Linked DNA regions of Homo sapiens: region 2 is linked to region 1. A link is a loop called in an ENCODE intact Hi-C map of the cell type or tissue named here. Cell type or tissue: lower leg skin. All regions are shown on one strand.

Region 1 (2,500 bases):
TTGGGAGTTCTCAGTGCTGGTGAGCTTGCCCAGTGTCAAGAACATGAAGGCATTTGTAAAACCCTCCTCTTCCTTACCTGCAAGGCTGGAGCCGGAAAATCCATTTGGGGAAATAAAAAAAAGTCCCGAGTTCTACCACACACCCATCAGATAGAGAAGAATGGAATTACTGCTGCTGTATATATAACAGGGGCGTGTCTCCAACCACACTATTTTGATAGTACATAAGCGTGACTCTGAGAAGTTTTATCTACAGTCAGCTATACGTTTGTCAATGTGAAGAGGTGGTTTTCAAAAAGGAAATTCTAATAAGTTAACTGATTAGATAAATTCACTTACTCTTTTAGGTTACCTATGATTCTAGGTAAAGGTGTTATTCTCCCATAATTAACCAAGTTGTGTTCAAGACTAAACATCCCTCCAGAGATGGTTGTGAATGGTCTATAGGTGGCTTTCATTAATTCAACTCTCAAAAGGCATTATTTGGCAATTACAGCATCCAGGCTCTGAAGACAGTGTCCAATTAATAAACATTACAGCATTGATATTTTCTTGCTGTCAGGTAGTTCTCAAGTTGCCTTAGAAATAGGGGTCACCTCTGAGGACAGAGAGAAGAGAAGGGCAAAGAGTTAGGGCAGTGCTTTAGGTCTTTAGTGTTTATTTCTTTACCCAGAGAAGTACAGGAAAAATATAACAAAAATGTTATCATTGTAAAATCTAAATGGTGAACATTTCAATGTTCGCCATAGTACTTACAGCATTTTTAGTACATTTATATTTTGTAATTTAAATTTTTGGGGTTTTTTTTGCCTCCCAAGTAGCTGGGATTAAGGCACCTGCCGCCACGCCCGGCTAATTTTTGTATTTTTTAGTAGAGACAGGGTTTCACCACGTTGGCCAGGCTGGTCTTGAACTCCTGACCTCAGATGATCCACCCGCCGCGGCCTCCCAAACTGCTGGGATTACAGGCGTGAGCCACCGTGCCCAGTCAATTTAAATGTTTTTAATTTCACAACTTACATTCTAGCTTCAAAAATATATTTTACATTATTACGAACCACTCACCAAGATTTTATGGCCAGATACCCAAATTCATCTCAGTCTCCAAGTGCAAATTTTAAAACTAATTTCTTCCATCATTCAATTCAAGCAGAATGGTAGAGTAGTATTTTAGAACAGATAGAACTAGTAAATCCCAGCTCTGTGAACATACTTTCTCTGTTACCTTGGCCAAGTTATTTGCTAAAGGCATTTGCTTCCCATCCTGTATCTGTAAAATGGGTATTTCCTATTGCAAAAGGTAGATAAGTAGCATGTGCTTGGTGGGTTAGTGTTTTTCCCTCTCCAGCTGGAAAAAAAAAACCTGGTGTGGGGGAAGAAGGGGAACAGTTTGTGCAACAGAACCCTAAGAGGAAATCAGCTGCTCATCAAGATAAGGGCTGAGGCATAAAACTGCCAGAGGGTCTCAAGGCAGGCAAAGAAGAACCATGAGGCTCATCCTGCCTGTGGGTTTGATTGCTACCACTCTTGCAATTGCTCCTGTCCGCTTTGACAGGTAAATCTTACTTCCTGTGTTCCAGTCTCTGTGTAGAAGAGAATTAAAGGTTGTTTCCTTACAGTTCACTTTTTTTTTTTCATTTGCCTCCACAAAGGGAGAAGGTGTTCCGCGTGAAGCCCCAGGATGAAAAACAAGCAGACATCATAAAGGACTTGGCCAAAACCAATGAGGTAAGCATTTAGAGGGATATTTTATCTTTTCTTACTGTTCTCTAAAAGATGCTTCTTCTTATTTTACTGTCAATGCCCATGGGACTACAAAAGACTATTGAACATAAGGGGAAAGCAGGAGCTATCTGGATAATTCAGCCAATGGCCAATACTTCACCTGTTCTGGTTTTGGTCTTGGTTTCCAAGACTACCACTTCTGTTTTTCCTCCCAAAAGCTTTTCAAACACCAGCTTTTTCAAGGTAAAACTATGAAATCAGGAGCTGTTCTTGGCCTCCTTATCAGGGCATCTTTCTCTTGCCTACGGGTGCCATTCCCTCTCCATTCTCCCCACTCCGACCCTCATCTCCTCTGGTGCCATAATTTCTCTTGAGTACTAACTGAAAACGTTGAGGCACTGGCTAATATCAAGATGTGACCCTTTCCAAGAGCAGGTACATTTTCAAATAAGACTTTTAAAGTTAGATCAATCCTTTAAAATCCAACAGCCTAATATAATTTTATCATGTATTCAGCTGCTCCTATTTATGTTGCACCAGCCACCTTATATATGCCATTTCAAATTCTCCAGCAGATTCTCAATGTCAGGGTTATAATGTAACTCATTTGAAACAGAAGAGCTAAAGTGCAAAGACAATAAATTAAATGACCAAGATTACACATCAAATTTAAACCCAGAACTGGGTCTGGGATTTATTCCAGTCAAACATACAGTTACCTCTACATCAAATCAATCAAAGGCCCTGCCTATTCTAACTCCCAAATGTTTCTCAA
Region 2 (2,500 bases), 79 kb after region 1:
TACTTCTTCAATTCCTTATTACCTATTTTCCAACATGGCCCCTTGGGCTGAGTAATCCAGTTTATATAAACCCCACACACCCTCTACAGGTGATTTACCTGCTCCTAGATGACTGCCTCCTCCCTCTGGTACCCACCTCCTTAGTTCCTCTAAGCCAGAAGTTGTAGTCACAAATGGCTTCAGGAGCTAGGAAGATAAAGAGAAATGTGTAAAGTGCCAGGTGTATGATGATAGGGAATGGTGAGGAGGGTAGCAAACTAGAAGGTGCATGCCCCATCTACAGAAATACAAATTTTAAAAAATATAAAGCATTCTGCTGACCAAATAGAATACTTGTACAGAACTGGATGCAGTGGCTCACATCTGTAATCCGAGCACTTTGAGAGGACAGGGCAGCAAGATAGCTTGAGGCCAGGAGTTTGAGACCAGCCTGGCCAACATAATGAGACCCTGTCTCTACAAAATTAGAAAATAAAAAAATTAGCTGGGCATGGTGGCACACAACTGTAGTCCTAGCTACTCAGTAGATTGAGCCTTGAGTAGCTACTCAGGAGGGCTGCTTGAGCCCAGGAGTTTCAGGCTGCATTGAGCTATGAATGAGCCACTGCACTACAGCCTGAGTGACAGAGTGACAGCCTGTCTCCAGAAAAAAAAAAAAAAAAAGAATCCTTGTGCAGCCTGGATTCACTTGGATTCAGTGGGCACCAGTTTTCAATCTTGTCAGGTCCCTCCTCTAAACTGCTGGCATTTCTTTCTTTAAATCCTTTCTCAAAGTCAAATTTGTTTCCTGAGTATTTTCTTTACTAATCACCGCTCCTTTACAACCCTTTAATTGTATATACAATTTGTACCCTTTTATCTGACTTTCATATTTTATGTATTTTAAGGCAAGAATGGTTTATCTATGTTTGATATGTCGACTTTACTTGAGGCCCTACCTCAAATTTAGTTAATCAGAACCTCCAAGGAAATATAGTGCAAAGTATACAAGTCTTATAAAATAACTCTTATTTGGTACAAGTTCTATTCCTAAGTGTTTACATTTGTGTCACTGGAATCTTTGGAAATTCCTAACAATGGGGCAGAAGTTAATTTTCTGCATCCCCATAGTTTGGAGGAAAGGGAAACATTCTGTTGTTAATTTGCACAAATACAAATAAACCATATGGCTTTCTGAATGACTGAGTCACTATGACACCCAGCCAACTATGCCTCTACCATTTCTCACATGTCTCCCAGAAAGCTGTCAACACAGTTCATCTTAATGACTCATCATTCTGTCATCTGCTGCCCTCTACTGGAAAAGAATACATATAGCCAACAGTGTGGTCCAGAATCCAGACCAACCTCCATAAAATATTAACTGTCACACAGAAAAATCGTCCCTACCTCTGTGGTTGGAGTGTTGGAATGATATAACAAGAACATGACAAATGTCATGTAACAAAAACATGTCATATAACAAATGTCATATAACAAAAACATGACAAATGTCATCCCTACCTCTGTGGTTGGAGTGATATAGCAAAAAACATGACAAATTACAGAAGAGTCAAGCTACAGGTTTTTTATTATGGAAAACTAAGTTTGCGTTGAAGTAAAAGAGACAGGAATCAATGATTCACTGGTGGAATATGGAAAAAAAATGAGGCTGGGAAGAAGCCAGAATGAGATTTTTATACAATGCAACAAACATGCCATTTAAAAAAAAAAAAAAAACTTTTATTGGTGCTTTTTCTTCATTATAAAAGTATATAAACTCTATGGTACACATTTTTAAAATTATATAAGTATGTGTTTATCTTAAAAAGTATAGATAAGTGACCAAATAAAAATTCAACCATCCTCTATTAAAGAAATACTACTGGCAATATTGCAAGTATATCATTCTATATATTATATAATGCGTAGGTAAACAGATGATTTTGTTTCAACAAACGTAAGGTCTGGCTGGGCACAGTGGGTCACACCTGTGGTCCCAGAATTTTGGGAGGCCAAGGCAGGTGGATTGCTTGACCCCAGGAGATCGAGACAAGCCTGGGCAACATGGTGAAACCCCGTCTCTACAAAAAAATGCAAAAATTAGCCAGGCGTGGTTGTGCATGCCCATAGTCCCAGCTACTCGGGAGGCTGTGGAGGGAGGACCACTTGAGCCTGGGAGATGAAGGCTGCAGTGAGCCGAGATCACATCACTGCACTCCAGCCTTGGTGACAGAATGAGACCCTGTCTAAATATACATTTTTTTTAAATTTTATATCACATTGTGCACATTTATATATCACACTTTGCATCTCATTTCACCCTCTGCTTCTTACAACAGTATGCTGAGGCCTGAGAAGATACCTGTTTTCTGAAGTCATTACCTACCTTTATGTTTCAACCACTCAGAGTGTGAGCTCTGTGACTGTGCTATGACAGACAAAGTTACCTGCATTTCTCTTTTGGGGCCCTCTTTAATCTGACTATTCCAGCTGACAAACAAGTGACCAATCATAGCAC

Evidence for each region. A loop is a pair of places that touch in the nucleus more often than their neighbours do. Peaks named below come from ENCODE experiments on the same cell type or tissue, not always from the same donor. Only the 100,000 strongest peaks of a DNase experiment are listed, where the experiment ranks them.
Region 2: it touches region 1 in a loop (2.7-fold over the local background); 104 of 110 quality-filtered maps call a loop at or near these places.

What each region holds. Positions count from the first base shown.
Region 1 is chr3:148,863,821-148,866,320 of GRCh38, forward strand. CPA3 (carboxypeptidase A3) reads left to right here and starts at 1,476. Exons shown (of 11, transcript NM_001870.4): 1 at 1,476-1,555; 2 at 1,653-1,728. The coding sequence starts at 1,488. In lower leg skin, no CTCF peak of the experiment used is centred here; no DNase peak of the experiment used is centred here.
Region 2 is chr3:148,942,459-148,944,958 of GRCh38, forward strand. The region is part of intron 2 of LOC107986045 (a long non-coding RNA gene); the gene reads left to right. Among named protein-coding and RNA genes, the nearest start is that of GYG1, 48 kb to the right of the region's middle. In lower leg skin, a CTCF peak has its summit at 1,319 (motif pointing left); no DNase peak of the experiment used is centred here.